Regions from separate parts of the Homo sapiens genome. Here region 1 is linked to region 2. Evidence: chromatin loops called from intact Hi-C (ENCODE). Cell type or tissue: Caco-2. All regions are shown on one strand.

What was found. Peaks named below come from ENCODE experiments on the same cell type or tissue, not always from the same donor. Only the 100,000 strongest peaks of a DNase experiment are listed, where the experiment ranks them.
Region 1: it touches region 2 in a loop (17-fold over the local background); 10 of 110 quality-filtered maps call a loop at or near these places.

The regions. Positions count from the first base shown.
Region 1 is chr14:90,110,165-90,118,164 of GRCh38, reverse strand. All of the region lies in intron 1 of KCNK13 (potassium two pore domain channel subfamily K member 13), which reads right to left. Among named protein-coding and RNA genes, the nearest start is that of KCNK13, 52 kb to the right of the region's middle. In Caco-2, no CTCF peak of the experiment used is centred here; a DNase peak (open chromatin) is centred at 3,424.
Region 2 is chr14:90,231,408-90,239,407 of GRCh38, reverse strand. No RefSeq gene overlaps it. Among named protein-coding and RNA genes, the nearest start is that of PSMC1, 21 kb to the left of the region's middle. In Caco-2, a CTCF peak has its summit at 3,861 (motif pointing right); a DNase peak (open chromatin) is centred at 3,957.

The DNA of each region.
Region 1 (8,000 bases), 120 kb after region 2:
TTACTCTACCTTTACGTACAATGACTCAGCTACCAGCCCAATAAAAGCCCTGTTTTCACTATTATTTGGGGAGGCACTGCTTTGGGAACTATCCCAATGTTCTTCTTACTTGCTGCAAGTAATAAAATCTCTTTGTTAAGTCCTCCTTGGTTGTAGTCATTGAGCTGTCACTGGCCAAGCAATCGAACTCACCTGTTGTGTGGGTAAGAAACAGAGCCAGACACAAAAGTCACATACTGAAGGATTCCATTTAATGAGAACTGTCTAGGATAGATAAATCTATACAGACAGAAAACAAGTTGGTAGTTGCCAGGGGCGGAAGGGAAGAGTAAATGAGGAGTAACCATTCAAGTGGTATGAGGTTTTCACTGGGGGCAATAAAAATGCTTTGGAACTAGATAGAGGTAATGGGTGCACAACACTGTGAATGTACTAAGTACCACTTCATTGTATACAAGTGGTCCCCCCTTACGTAAGGTTTTGCTTTCTGAGGTTTCAGTTACCTGTGGTCAACTATGGTCCAAAATATTAAATGAAAAATTCCAGAAATAAACAATTCCTAATTTTTTTTTTGAGACAGAGTCTCGCTCTGTCTCGCCCAGGCTGGAGTGCAATGGTGCAATCTTGGTTCACTGCAGCCTCCACCTCCTGGGTTCAAGTGATTCTCTTGCCTCGGTCTCCCGAGTAGCTGGGACTACAGGCGCGCGCCACCACGCCTGGCTAATTTTTGTATTTTGAGTAGAGACGGGGTTTCATCACGTTGGCCAGGCTGGTCTCAAACTCCTGACCTCAGGTGATCCACCTTCCTCAGCCTCCCAAAGTGCTGGGATTACAGGTGTGAGCCACTGCACCCAGCCCAATTCCTAAGTTTTAAATTGAGTGCCGTTCTAAGGAGCATGATGAGACCTCTCACTGTCCCACTCTGTCTCACTTCAGACATGTTCATCCCTTTGTCCAGCTGTATACACTGCTGCCCCTGAGTCAATGAGTAACCATCTAGGCTATCAGATCCACTGCTGCAGTGCTTGTATCAAGTCACCCTTCTTTTTCTTAACAATGGCTCAGAAGCATGACAGTAGTGATGCTGGCTATTGTTATAATTGTTATATTTTATTCTTAGTTATTGTTGTTAATCTCTTACTGTGCCTTATAAATTAAATGTTATTATAGATACGTATGTGCAGGAAACACAGTATCATATAGGGTTCAGTAGTATCTGAGGCTTGAACCATCCACCTGGGGTCTTGAAATAGATTCTCTAAATATAAGGGAGGAATTACTGTATTTTGACGTGGTTAATTTATGTATGCACATTTCACCTCAATTAAAAAAATAAGGGTAATATCTCCCAGTAGGAGAAAAGATGAGCGCATTTGCTTGCAACCCCTTGTAAGACTGGGGATTTCCTGAGCAGTTGTGACACAGACCCGTGGGGTATGCTGCATTCACCTTGCCTGCTGTGCATGACCCCCTGGGAATTGTGGGGCAAGGGGAACCTTTGCAAACCCGAAGCTCACGCTGCCTGCTATGTTGTAATGAGCGGTCTAAATCCACTTGGGCTTGTCTCCTTTCCCAAAGCATCCATGGAGGTTTGATGAGCTGACCTAGCCGGGGCCTGCTGCTTACAGGCTGCTTGCTGCTTGACAGCCCTCATTGTCCCCTGATATACATGAGCCAACAGGGCACACGGAACTTCCTTTTCAGGGATGCGGTCTGCCATAGCAACTGAAAATTGCTATAACTGTGCGATAGTTTATAACTAAACTGTGCAATAGAAAATCTCAACCACAGCCATGCTTGTTTTTGCCCCCATAATGCCGAGAATATTTATGAGCAAATTGCCAAATACTTGGTGACTTAGTGACATCCATTCAGACAGAAGACAGATTTAAAGGCAGGCTTCAAACATCTTCAGGAGACTATTGCCTGGGAAGGGAAAAAAGGACTCCTTTGAGTGTTCTTATGTTTCTATCTGTGTGGTTATGTGGCTACGATATATGTGAAGAAGAGTGCAAACAAAAATGTAAAAATTCATCAAGTTGTATACTTAAGATTTATATCCTTGACAGTATATGGGTCATATCTCAATAAAATTTTTTTTGGCAGGCAGGCATAGAAAAATATGCTTGGAATCATTCCATTTAATGAAAACAAAGCAAGCAAACAAACACACAAAGAAACACAGAACCTTCTGGAGCAGTTTAAACACTGTATCAGAGCAAGAGCTGCTCCTTAGAATGAGTAGTGCAATGACCATGCATTACAGCAGTGGTTCTTAATCCTGGCTGATTGAAAATCACCTGAAGAGCTTTTAATAAATACCAATGCCTGGGCACCACCCACAGAGATTCTGATTTAATTGCCTGGGCATAAAAGAACACATTATAGCTCCCCAGGTGGTTTTTCAGGGTGGACAAACCATGGCCCACAACCTAGATCGGCCTGTTGCCTGTTTTTTTTCTTTTTTTTAATAACACGTTATTGGAACCCACCCATCCATGTTCATTTATGTAAACTCATGGCTGCTTTCAGGCTACAGTCGCAAAGTTGAGCAGTTGCAACAGAGACCATATAGTCGGCAAGCCTGAAATATTTGCTGGCTGGCCCTTTACAGAAAGGGCCCCTGGGTCAGACATCTGAATTGAATGTGGAGTTTATAAAACACAAGAAGATGTTCAGCACCACCTGGAACCTTCTGACTCCAACTCTCCAGGATGAGGCTTGGGCAGGACTTCTTTGTAAGTTTCACAGGAGATTTTTCTTGGGGATCCCCCGGTTCTGAATTAGGGCCCTTGGTGCTTTGTGGTGATGCAGTTCCCAGTGGAGCCCAGTGACCAGCAGGAGCGGGCTGGCTCTTCCAGAATCATGTGAGGAACGTTTACCACTCAGATCCCCAGTAATTACCCTTCAGAGATTCACACTCAGTCGCTCTGGGGTAGGGTCCAACTACTGCTGTTATAAACAAACCAACCAACAAAACCCCAAAACAACGAAACCCCAAAAGTCCTCTCTGTGTTTGGGACCATTTACAATCAGGAGCTGAAATGAGACCAGGTCCCAGTCCCAAAATTTTGAAGGTGCAATTCCTCCTGGTTGCCAGAATCTGCATTGGGTTGGTAGAAGTGATTTGGATCGGACTTTGGATTTAAATGCAAACAAGAGAGCTGGTTTTGCCCAGGCCGCAGTTGGAGGGCACTCCAAAGTCTCTGCTCTGCAAAGAAAGTGAGGTGAACCTGCACCTGCATGCAGAAAGAGGGGCCACCTAGCAGAAGGGGAAACCCACACTGCGAGGCTGCTACCTGGTGAGCACTGGCAATGCTCAACTAGCAATGAAATGCCTCAGGACAGCCACTGCCATCTCTTTCCAGGAGAGAAACCAACAACCTAGGTCTCACTCTCAAGGATGATGCACAGGAACACCCGGAGAATCAGGAGCGTACACCTCCTGGTGGTGGAGACACAAAGAAGCATGGAACAAAATCCCTGCCCAGAGGCTGTAATTAACATACATGAAAAAAGATTGGGAGCAATATACATGTGCAAGCATCTACCTTAGAACGCAGGTGACCTCCGTGGTCCTGAGAATGGGGAAGGTCTGCTGTAATTAAGGCCAGGCTTAACCGGGCTTTCCCAGGAACGAAGGAATTTCTAGTTAGGTTGACACCATTTTCTCAAACTTGGCTGCCCCTTAGAATCACCTGCAGAGGTTTTAAAATCCCAAAGCCGAGGTCATGCCCCAGACCACTTAAATCAGAATCTCTGCGGGTGTCAACGAGATGTCAGTAGTTGTTAAAGCTCCTCAGGTGATTCCAATGTGCAGCCAAGTTTGAGCGCCCTGGTCTACACCCAGAGAAGTCCAAGGGGGTCTGGGTGCAGAGAGAAACAACAGGAAGCTGTCTGGAGCCTGAGTATAGATACGTGGGGAGGGGCAGATGGCTTGAAGTACACACAAGTCCACGAAGGGCAGCAACAACTATGATGCTCTAGATAGAAATTGGAAATAAATTGGCACAGCTAAGGGGATCCACTGGGAAGTGAGCCAAGGTACTCAAGGAAGAGCTGCAACGAAAATTTGAGTTTGCTTTTTCTTTGGTCTAGGGCATTTTGACCCCACCATACTTAAGGGAATAATTTTAGACTTAGAGAAAAGTTGCAAAGATAGTACAGAAAGTTCTTGTACATCCCTCTAGGTTTCTTTTTCTTTCATTCTTTTTTTTTCTTCTTCTTCTTTTGAGACAGAGTCTCACTCTGTCCTCCAGGCTGGAGTTCAGTGGCGCAATCTTGGCTCACTGCAACCTCCACCTCCTGGGTTCAAGAGATTCTCCTGCCTCAGCCTCCCAAGTAGCTGGGACTACAGGCACATGCCACCATGCTCGGCTAATTTTTGTACTTTTAGTAGAGACAGGGTTTCACCATGTTGTTCAGGCTGGTCTGGAATGCCTGACCTCAGATGATCCTCCCAGCTTGGCCTCCCAAAGTGCTGGGATTACAGGCATGAGCCACCGTGCCCGGCCTCTCTCAGTTTCTTCTAATATTAAGATCTTACATTACCATGGCACATGGGTCAAAACTCAAAACACCACCATTAGTACGTTACTACCCACTAAACTCCAGATTTCATTTGGATTTCACCTATTTTTCATCAACGTCCTTTTTCTGCTCCAGGATCCAATTGAAGATGGTGCATTGATTCAGTCATCAGGTTTCATTTGTACCCCACCATTTTCAGACACTCTATTTGATTCAATTGGTGCTTTAAACTTAAAAACATTTTTGTTTTGTCTTTATGAATATATATTTTCGTCCGAATTTTACCACTGAAGAAATTTTATTGAGACCGTCTTTTCCTCAGTGAATTCCATTACAAGCTACTTTAATTCTTTCAACAATTTTTCCATGCAGGTAAACCAGTACCATGTTTTTCCATTTAAAAAAAAAACTTTTCAACCAGGTGCAATGGCTCATGCCTGTAATCCTAGCACTTTAGGAGGCTGGGGAGAGAAGATTGCTTGAGCTCAGGAGTTAAAGACAAGCCTCGCCTGGGCAATATGGCAAAACCCTGTCTCTACAAAAAATATAAAAAATTAGCAGGGCATGGTGGCACACATCTGTGGTCCCAGCTACTCAGGAGGTTGGGGTGAAAGGATTGCTTGAGCCCAAAACGATGAAGCTGCAATGAGCTGTGATGACACCACTGCCCTCCACCCTGGGCGACAGAGCAAGACCCTGTCTCAAAAAAAAAAAAAAAAAATCTTTTCAACAGACTTTTTTTATACAATAAATTTTACCAAAAATATTTGGTTCATCAATTACTTTTTGTCTATATGAATGCTGTCCCTCATGGTTTTTGACAATCTGAGTTTCCTTGGATGATCACATTTCCACCAAGATCAATTTTCCTGAGTCAAATTCTGCATATCCAGATTTGCCAAGATGTGATCCTTCTATTGATTAAAAAAAGCAATTTTACCATGTGCATTTTTCCTTCTGTTGCTTTTACTTCATTTGAGTTTTCTATCACATTTAATTTTTTGCAGTTCAGTTGTTGTACTTTTCAACTTTACCATGTTTACTTTCTGTAGTTTCTCATTTGCAACAATTTTTTTATCACTTGCAATTTTAACTATTATATTTCCTTTTGTGTTTTTTCTACCAATAATATTTGCAGTGACGACTACAAGATTGATGATTTGCATTGTTTTTAGTTGAGCCACGGAAGAACTGAATGGCTCTTCTCAGACACTCTAGAGATGCTCTACTGGCCGGCATGAATCAACTGTATTGCTCATCCAGTTCTTTTTGATGTTTGTGTTCACACATGAACCAGCAGAGCAAGAATAGATGATGAGTCAAGTGAGTGAAATGATCTGCTTCATTTAAAAAAACTTTTTAAAAGCTTCCCTTGGTGGGTGGGAGTCCCTGCATGTCAGCAGCACCGCCTTACCCACGGAACACAATGTAAATGGCATCGCTAGAGATACGCAGGACGGTGCAGGAATGTGAGAAAAAGGTAAGAAGGGCCAAGGAGAACGAGCAGAGCAGGATGTTTGGCTGAATTCCAGGCAAAGACACAGGGACCAGACATGGTGCTAAGGCAGAGCCTTGATCTAAGAGAAGACGTCCCAGCTCCCAGAATTGGGATATAAGGTCAGGGTGGGGCCAGCCCCAAGGTTGATTTTCTGCTGAACGACTAGCCTAGGATCCTTAGACTCCCCGGGAGGAGTGGATTCTCTCTTAAGAGCCTGGAGTGTGGCCCAGTGACCCACCTGTGAGGGATGCGTGGAAGAGGTGGGGCCAGAATATTACTAGAGAAGTTGATTCACCTGAAGAAATCAGTCACCTTATTTATTTAGGTAAAAAACAGTCACAAGAGAAGGTTTAGCTGTAATACTCTATAGTAAGCAACTGCCTGCACAGAGGGAAAGTGGCTTTATTGTTGTGGCCAAGCCATCTGGGGCAGTGTTGTCACAGAGAGGGACATTCTGCATCTAGAGACGAAAGGGCTCAGACCCTTCTCCAGATGCCCCAAATAACCTTCTCCAAAGAAGTGCAGGTCAACATCTTTCTGCTTGGTCTCAGGACAACAAAAGCGAACATTTCACTGTCTTCCATACTGTCCTCTCCCACTGCCAGACTAGAATCAATGAAATTCACAGAAAAAGGGCACAGCTGGGAAATAATTGGGCTTGAGTAACAACTAACAATTCCCCTCATTCTTTCCCTGAGCTAATCAACCACATCTCCTAGAGCCAATAAGGAGAGGTCCTCTTCTCTGTGTATGTGTGAAATGTAACACATTCGGGGAAAAAAGTGAATAAATGTATAAGTGGCTTGAGCATCTTTGTAACTAATACCCAGTCAAGAAATAGAAAATTTCCAGAACCTCAGTGGGTGGCCAACTCTCCATCCTCTATCTGACACCCCAGAGCAGTTTCTTGACTTGCACAGAATCTGAGATTTGGACGGAGAACTAGAGCTTTGTTTTGCAAAGATCCGCAAGATCTGGAGATGTCTAGAAATGAAGTTGGAGTTCTCAACTTAGTGGCTTTAAGGCAACATTCAGGGAATTAAGTATTAATAGGCTAATGCAGGGAGTTCCTGATCAGGGGGTTCAGAGTGAGACTCAGAGATTCAGGGATTTTTTTTTTTTTTTTGAGACAAAAGTCCTGCTCTTGTTGTCCAGGCTGGAGTGCAATGGCGCCATCTCAGCTCACTGCAAACTCTGCCTCCCGAGTTCAAGCAATTCTCCTGCCTCAGCTTCCTGAGTAGCTGGGATTACAGGCACCTGCCACCATGTCCAGCTAATTTTTGTATTTTTAGTAGAGACGGGGTTTCACCATGTTGGCCAGGCTGGTCTCAAACTCCTGACCTCAGGTGATCTGCCCGCCTCGGCCTCCCAAAGTGCTGGGATTACAGGTGTGAGCCACCGCACTTGGCCAGGGATATGCATATCTGGTAAGTACCCCAGAAGATTCAATAGTATGTGGTTCTCAAAGACATGCCACTTTAGAAAGACATGCCCTGAATCCACAGACACTTAGCTCAGGAGGCACTATGAGACTCCTTATGTCCTTGCTACTCAAAGTGTGGCTCCAGACTAGCAGTAGTGGCATCACCTGGAATGCAAAATCCTGGGTCCCATTCCAGAGCTCCTGAATCAGATGCTTTTTTTTTTTTTCTTTTTTGAGACGAAGACTCACTCCGTCGCCCAGGCTGGAGTGCTGTGGCATGATGTCGACTCACTGCAACTTCTGCCTCCCGAGTAGCTGGGATTACAGGTGCCTGCCACCACGTCTTGCTAATTTTTGTATTTTTAGTAGAGACGGGGTTTTACCATGTTGGCAAGGCTGGTCTCGAACTTCTGACCTCAAGTCATCCACCCGTCTTGGCCTCCCAAAGTGCTGGGATTACAGGCATGAGCCACCGCACCGGCTCAGGTGCATTTTTATGCGGTCTTGCTGGTAATCTGCACGCACATTAAAGCTGTAGTAGCACACCTC
Region 2 (8,000 bases):
GGCAACTCCTTCAGGGTCCTGAGTCTTCTCAGAGGCCCCATGTTGGGCGCCAGATTACTGTCGATGAAAAGAGTCAAACTCTCTAAAATCTTTGAAGAGGTTTATTCTGAGCCAAATATGAGTGACCATGACCAATGACATAGCCCTCAGGAGATTCTGAGAACATGAGCTCAAGGTGGTCGGAGTAAAGCTTGGTTTTACATATTTTAGGAAGGCATGAGTCATCAATCAAATACATTTAAGAAATACATTGGTTTGGTTCAGGAAGGCAGGACAACTCAAAGCAGGGGCTTCCAGGCTATAGGTAAATTTAAACATTTTCTGGTTGACAATTGGTTGAGTTTATCTGAAGACCTGGGATCAATAGAAAGGAATGTTCAGGTTAACCTGAAGGATGTGGAGACCAAGTTTGTGCAAAGGAATCTCAGATAGCAGGCTTCAGAGAGAAAGTAGGTTATAAAATGTTTCTTAATAGCCCTAAAAGAGTGCCTGGATCTTAGTTGATTATCTCTTAGATCTGGAAAGAAAGGAAGGTAAACAAAGGGGAAAAGGATTCTCTATAGAATGTGAATTTTTTCCCACAAGAGACTTTGCAGGGCAATTTCAAGGTATGGCAAGGAAATATAATTTTGGGGTTAAATATTTTTTCCTTGTCTCATAATGTTATTCCAAAGTCAGACTGGAAAGTAAGTCATGATGTATAGGGTCAAATAAAACACATTTGATAAGAATTTATGGGGTGTAGGGCATGACTCCCTAGACCCCTTAGGTAGGAATTTGGGCAAGATAAAAAAATCAGAGCTTAGTCCTCAGATCAAATTTTAGGAAAGAGAACACAGGGACAACTGAGGAACAAGAAATAGATCCCCAGACCCTAGTGAAGTGCATATCCAAGTGGAAAGACCTCTATGGTGGCGTCTGTATATAAATACACATATGGGGATTTGTTTACACATATAGATAATAAATACATGCATACGCAAATGAGACTTGGTGCTCAACTTTAAAAAAAACTCATGGGTGAGCTATCCAAGCATCTTGGAGACCACAAGCAGCCTCCAAGAGCAGCGTCTAAGGCAGTCACCCTTGGTCTCCACATTTTTTTATTTCATCACCTCTCCTCTCTGCTCTTGGCCCCTTGGATTTCCCCTATACCCTCTCCAGCTCCACTCCTGCCTTTGTTCCTTTTTTTTTTTTTTTTCCTTCTGAGATGGAGTCTCACTCTGGCCCAGGCTGGAGTGGAATGCCTTGATCTCTGCTCACTGCAACCTCCGCCTCTTGGGTTCAAGCGATTCTCCTGCCTCAGCCTCCTAAGTAGTTGGGATTACAGGCATCTGCCACCACACCCGGCTAATTTTTGTATTTTTAGTAGAGACGGGATACCACCATGTTGCCCAGGCTGATCTGAAACTCCTGACCTCAAGTGATTGGCCTGCCTGGGCCTCCCAAACTGCTGGGATTACAGGCGTGAGCCACCGTGCCCAGCCTGCCTTTGCTCTTTGTTCATGTTGTTCCCCCATTAGGTGGCATGGTGGGATAATCACCTCTAAATACTCACCAATGCTGTTTCTCCAGCATATTCTTTTACTCTTTGCCATCTCCCCCATTCAGCTGGGCTGTCCTGGATTCATTGCTGCAGGAAGGGATGGGGAGGTTGGCACCAAGCAGAGGACAGGGAGCTTCTTTCTTCTTTCTTTCTTTCTTCTTCTTTCTTCTTCTTTCTTCTTCTTCTTCTTTCTTCTTTTCTTCTTCTTCTTTTCTTCTTCTTCTTTCTTCTTCTTTTCTTCTTCTTTTCTTCTTCTTTTCTTCTTCTTCTTTTCTTTTCTTCTTCTTCTTTTCTTCTTCTTATTCCTCTTCTTCTCCTTCTCCTCCTCCTCCTCCTCCTTCTCCTCCTCCTCCTCCTCCTTCTTCTTCTTCAAGACAGAGTCTTGCTCTGTTACCCAGGCTGGAGTGCAGTGGCATGATCTCAGCTCACTGCAACCTCTGTCTCTCAAGTTCAAGCAATTCTCCTGCCTCAGCCTCCCAAGTAGCTGGGACTACAGGCACATGCCGCCACGCCCAACTAATTTTTTGTATTTTTAGTAGAGACGGGTTTCACCATGTTAGCCAGGATGGTCTTGATCTCCTGACCTCGTGATCCACCCACTTCAGCCTCCCAAAGTGCTGGGATTACAGGCATGAGCCACCGTGCCTGGCCTGCTTTTGACTTTCATAAGCTTCAGTGAGACCTCAGGACATAGAAAGCAGATTCGACAGAAACCACCCACAGTAAGCAGGAAGCTTCTCCCTCCCCTGACTGCCTGGGGGGTGGAGGTGGTGGGGGAAGGTAGGAAGAGAATCTGGGGGCCTTACTCAGTGTTCTTACCTTTAAAAAGAATAATGAGGAGAACAGTCTAGGAGTTTCTCAAAAGGTTAAACATAGTTACCATACGAGCCAGAATTTCCACTCCTACATATATACCTGGGAAAACTGAAAACATATGTCTCCCCAAAACTTGTATATGAAATTTTATAGCAGCATTATTCATAATTGCAAAAGAGTGCAAACAACCCAACTGTCCATCAGTTGAGGAATGTGAAACACAATGTGGTATATCCATACATAGGAATATTATTCAGACATGAAAGGAGTGACGTATGATGCCTACATAACATGAATGAGCCCTGAAAATATTGCATTACATGAAAGAAGTCAGTCACAAAACAGCACATATTATTTGCTCTCATTCATACGAAACGTTCAGATTAAGTGAAGTCATAGGGAACAGAAAGTAGGTTGGTGGGCCAGACATGGTAGGTAGCTCATGCCTTTAATCCGAGCACTCTGCGAGGCCAAGACAGGCAAATCCCTTGAGCCCAAAAGTTTGAGACCAGCCTAGGAAACATGGTGAAATCTCATCTCTACAAAACACAAAAATTAGCTGGGTGTTCTGGCACATGCCTGTGGACACAGCTACTTCGGAGGCTGAGGTGAGAGCAGCACTTGAGCTCGGGGGTCAAAGCTGCAGTGAGCCATAATTGCACCATTGCACTCCAGCCTGGGCAACAGAGAGAGACTTTGAGAAAGAAAGAAGGAAGGAAGGAAGGCAGGCAGGCAGGAAGGAAGGAAGGAAAGAAAGAGAGAGAGAGTGGAGGGAGGTAGGAGGAAAGGAGGGAGGGAAAGAAGGAAGAAAGAAAGAAAAGAAAAAGAAAGAAGAAAGAAAAAGAAAGAAAGAAAAAAAGAAAAAAGAAAGATTGATTAGTGGTTTTCTGGGGGTAGGAAGGAGGGGGCGGGAAGTGAGTGCAAATGGGTAAGGGGCTTTTTGGAGGGGGTATTAAAATGCTCTAAAACGTACTCTGGTGATGGTTGCAGACACCTGTGACCACACTAAAAACCGCTGAGTTGTGAGTTTTAAGTGGGTGAATTGTATGGTATGTGAATTATATCTCAATTAAGCTGTTATATCAAAAAGAAAAAAAAGGGGGGCAGGTACTGGAATGGTGAAGTGCAGGCACCCTGTGGCCGGGCTTCCTGGGTGCCCCCCGGTTGCCGCATGTCAGCTTACATGCATGCTTACATGTCAGCGTGTAAGCCCTGGCACCAGTGTCCTCATCTGTAAAACGGATATGCTAATAGACCCTGCTCACATAACTTTGAATAAAAAGCTGGGTGGCATTTGTAATGTACCTAAAACAGTGCCCGGCAGGCAAGTTTGTTAAAAGTTTTTTTTCAAATGAAGCGTTTAGGTAAAATGACCTGAGGCTTGGTAATCTGCCACCAAAACTAAACTCAGCTTTAGAGCCCGGGCGGCCTGTGACTGTCTTGAGTGCTTCCTGTGAAGAAGGAATGAATTTTCCCGGGTTCTGACAGGTGCATGCAGTTCAGATATTCACCAGCAGAGGGCGCCGCATACCAAATACCGCGCAGGGGCCGGTTCCTCCCTGCCTAAGAAGTGCTCTGTGGAGCACTTGTCTGCCCCTCGAGCCTCCAAACGCCCTGGGCGCTCTCGGACCGGACGCTCCTTGCCCACCCACTCCCGGGGCTGGCCTGCTCTTTCTCACCGTGGCCCTTGAGCCCTTTGGCCGAAAGGCTAGTATTTTGCCTCTATCCTGCTCAAAGCCTGGTCTTCAGGGCTGCTTCTGCAATCTGCAGGCTCATCCTCCCTCTCTCTGTCCAGGCTCCACCTGGCTACCCGGGACTGGCTGGAGAGAGACTGGCACTTTCAGACTGGAGCCAGACCACTCCATGTCATTGGACCCCAGGCCCATGACTTGGGCACTTGATACCAAGAGATGAGCTAAAGCCAGACTTCAGATTCCACTTAAACTTGCTGAATGCCCGCTCTTTGCTCTCTTAGACTGGCTCATCCGACCTCACCACGGTGCTTTGAGGTTGGTGCGTCACTCCCATTTTGCACATGAGAAATTGGGGCTCAGAGACATTAAATGACCTGTCTGGGACCACACAGTTGATGGGCAGTCAGGTCTAACTCAGACATTCTGACTCCAAGCCTAATGTTGAGCCCCAATTTTAATTTTCATCTCCTTCTTTCTGTCTCAAGGAAATCCAGAGTTTTAGGATTGGAATGTATCTTTTTTTTTTTTTAGACCGAGTTTTGCTCTTGTCGCCCAGGCTGGAGTGCAATGGCGCGATCTTGGCTCACTGCAACCTCCACCTCCCAGGTTCAAGTGATTCTCCTGCCTCAGCCTCCCGAGTAGCTGGGATTGCAGGCATGCACCACCATGCCTGGCTAATTTTATATTTTTAGTAGAGACGGGATTTCTCCATGTTGGTCAGGCTGGTCTCCAACTCCTGACCTCAGGTGATCCGCCCACCTCAGCCTCACAAAGTGCTGGGATTACAGGTGGGAGCCACTGCGCCCAGCTGATTGGGATGTATCTTAAACTCCACTTCCCATCCAGGTACTCAATGCCTCAGCCAGCCCTGAGTGGGGAGGTACAACCTTTGCTTGGAGACATTTCTGCCTGGCTTCCTCCTGCTTAACTTTCAGGTCTCAGCTTAAACATGGTGGGGACTACTCAGAACCCCAGAATTGATATGAAGATTATTTTAATTTATTACTAAGATTATATGAAGACATTTGAGAGTCAACAGATGCAGAAAGAAGCCCTTTTGGAACTTCCCTTATCTGACTAAAAGCAGCAACTTCTGGGAAACAAAGCTGCCAGAAATTCCTTCTTCATGGGTGGGCCTATTCCCAGGATAGAGACCAAGAGGAAACCTACCAAAAATCCCCACTCTGGGGGAGTTCCATGGGCGTGAAGAAAATGGAAAGACCACTCACTTCTGCATAAACAATCACAAACTTTTCTATTTCCCGTTTGTTCTCCTATAAACCCTTTTGTCCTTTCTAAAGAAACCCATTTGTTCTTCCCATAGAAGCTTTTTCTTCCTGCTCCCTTTTCCTTGCTATGTTAGATACAGATGCCCCTTGACTTACAATGGGGTTATGTCCCAGTAAGCCCATCTGTATTAGTCAGGGTTCTCTAGAGGGACAGAACTAATAGAATATATATATACACACACACATAAAGGGGAGTTTATTAAGGAGTATTAAACTCACATGTTCACAAGGTCCTGCAATAGGCTGTCTGTAAGCTAAGGAGCAAGGAAGCCAGTCAGAGTCCCAAAGCTGAAGAACTTGAAGTTCGATGTTCGAGGGCAGGAAGCATCCAGCATGGGAGGAAGATATAAGCTGAGAGGCTAAGCCAGTCTGATCTTTTCATGTTTTTCTGCCTGCTTTATATCCTGGCCGCAGTGGCAGCTGATTAGATGGTGCCCACCCAGATTAAGGGTGGCTCTGCCCTTCCCAGGTCACTGACTCAAATGTTAATCTCTTTTGGCAAAACGCTCACAGACACACCCAATACTTTGTATCCTTGAATCCAATCAAGTTGACACTCAGTATTAACCATCGCAAGTCCACCCTTTGTCAACTTGAACCCATACACATCTCCTGAGATCATACACAATCTTCAAATAAAGACAGTAATAAGGTCAGAATTATGCCTAACATGATACAACTATCCTTCGTACGACCAGAAATGCACCAATCCCCAGCCCAAATGCTATTACATAAAGTTAGCCATGCTTAAATGCTGATATGAAGTCAATAAATCTTATGTCACATGATAAAGGAAAAAGGAGGTAGGGGAAGGTGCCTCATACCTGTAATCCTAGCACTTGGGAGACTGAGGTGGGTGGATCACCTGAGGTCGGGAGTTTGAGACAGCTGGGCCAACATAGTGAAACCCCATCTCTACTAAAAATACAAACATTAGCTGGGGGTGGTGGTGCACATCTGTAATCCCAGCTATTCAGGAGGCTGAGGCATGAGAATCGGTTGAACCTGGGAGGCGGGGGTTGCAGTGAGCTGAGATCATGCTACTGCATTCCAGCCTGGGCAACAGAGTGAGACTCAGTCTCAAAAAAAAAAAAAAAAAGGAAATAAAATGAAGATATTTTCTTAGTACAAGTGTATACATGCATAAACATGCTTTTAACAAAAAAAGGAGAAAATACTCATGACAATTACAGTCCTTGTTTCTGCAGCTGGTCATGTGGTCATAGCTGGTATTGATGACTACCTTCTTCTACTACTCATTCTGTATTCCCTTTGCCTTCAGCAAGCACCTCAGCAGCTCATGTTTGTTTTTGTTTTTGTTTTTTTTCCTGGTGGAGTGACCCAAACTTTAATTCCTGAAGGGTCTGGATCATTTGTAGTCCTGCCTGGATTGGGCTGTTGTAGTTTCCCATTGACCTTAATCACAGGGCATAGTAATACTATGAGACACCCTAATGGATCTCTATATTCCATGCATACTCTTCCTTACCTCCATTGTGTAATAGTAGACTGATTTCATCTTGATTGTCTAGGTCAATCACCCCAGCCAACACTGTAACTTTCTTCTTAGCCTGTTGACTTAAAAGTAGGAGTAGCCCAAAGTGTCCAGGTGGCAATCTTAACTTCCAGCTTAATGGAATCGTTGTTGTGTCTCCTGGTGGCACCATTCCTCCCTCTGGAACTAAGACCTCTAGGCGAACAGAACATAATGTCACTGGGTCAGGAAAGAAAAATTTTGCTAATGGATCACTAGGGGTGATGGTGAGTGGTGCTACTTCCACTTCCACCCCTTGATTCCTGGATGTGTGAATCCTGGCTATGGGAGAAATAATACCATATATTGGACGCTGACTCAGAGCATACATGGCCTTCTGGAAAACTTTGCCCCAGGCCTGCAAAGTATTGTCACCTAGTTGGCATTGTAATTGTGACTTCAAATGGCCATTCCACCATTCTATCAATCCAGCTGCTTCAGGATGATGGGGAACATGCTAAGACCAGTGAATTCCATAAGCATGAGCCCACTGCTGCACCTCTTTAGCCATAAAGTGAGTGCCTTGGTCAGAGGCAATGCTGTTGGAATATCATGATGTTTGTTAAGGCATTCCGTGAGTCCACGGATGGTAGTCTTGGAAGAAGCATTGTATGCAGGATAGGCAAACCCATATCTGTCCATATCTGGAGTAAGCATCTATTCCAGTGAGGACAAACCTCTGCCCTTTCTGTAATAGAAGAGGTCCAGTACAATCAACCTGCCACCAAGTAGCTGAATGATCATCCCAAGGAATGGTGCCATATTGAGGGCTCAGTGTTGGTGTCTGCTGATGGCAAATTGGGCACTTAGTAGTGGCTGTAGCCAGGTCAGCCTTAGTGAGTGGGAGTCCATGTTGCTGAGTCCATGCATAACCTCCATCCCTGCCACAATAGCCACTTTGTTCATGGGCCCATTGGGCAATGACAGGGGTGGCTGGGGAAAGAGGCTGAGTGGTGTCCACCTCTGCTGAGGTCACTCGTTGGTGAGCACTCACATGGGATACAAATAGCTTCACAGTTTTTAACCACTCAGAGAGGTCCATCACATGCCTCTTCCCCAAATTTCTTTGTCACCAATTTTCTGATCATGCTTCTTCCAAGTCCCTGACCATCCAGCCAAAC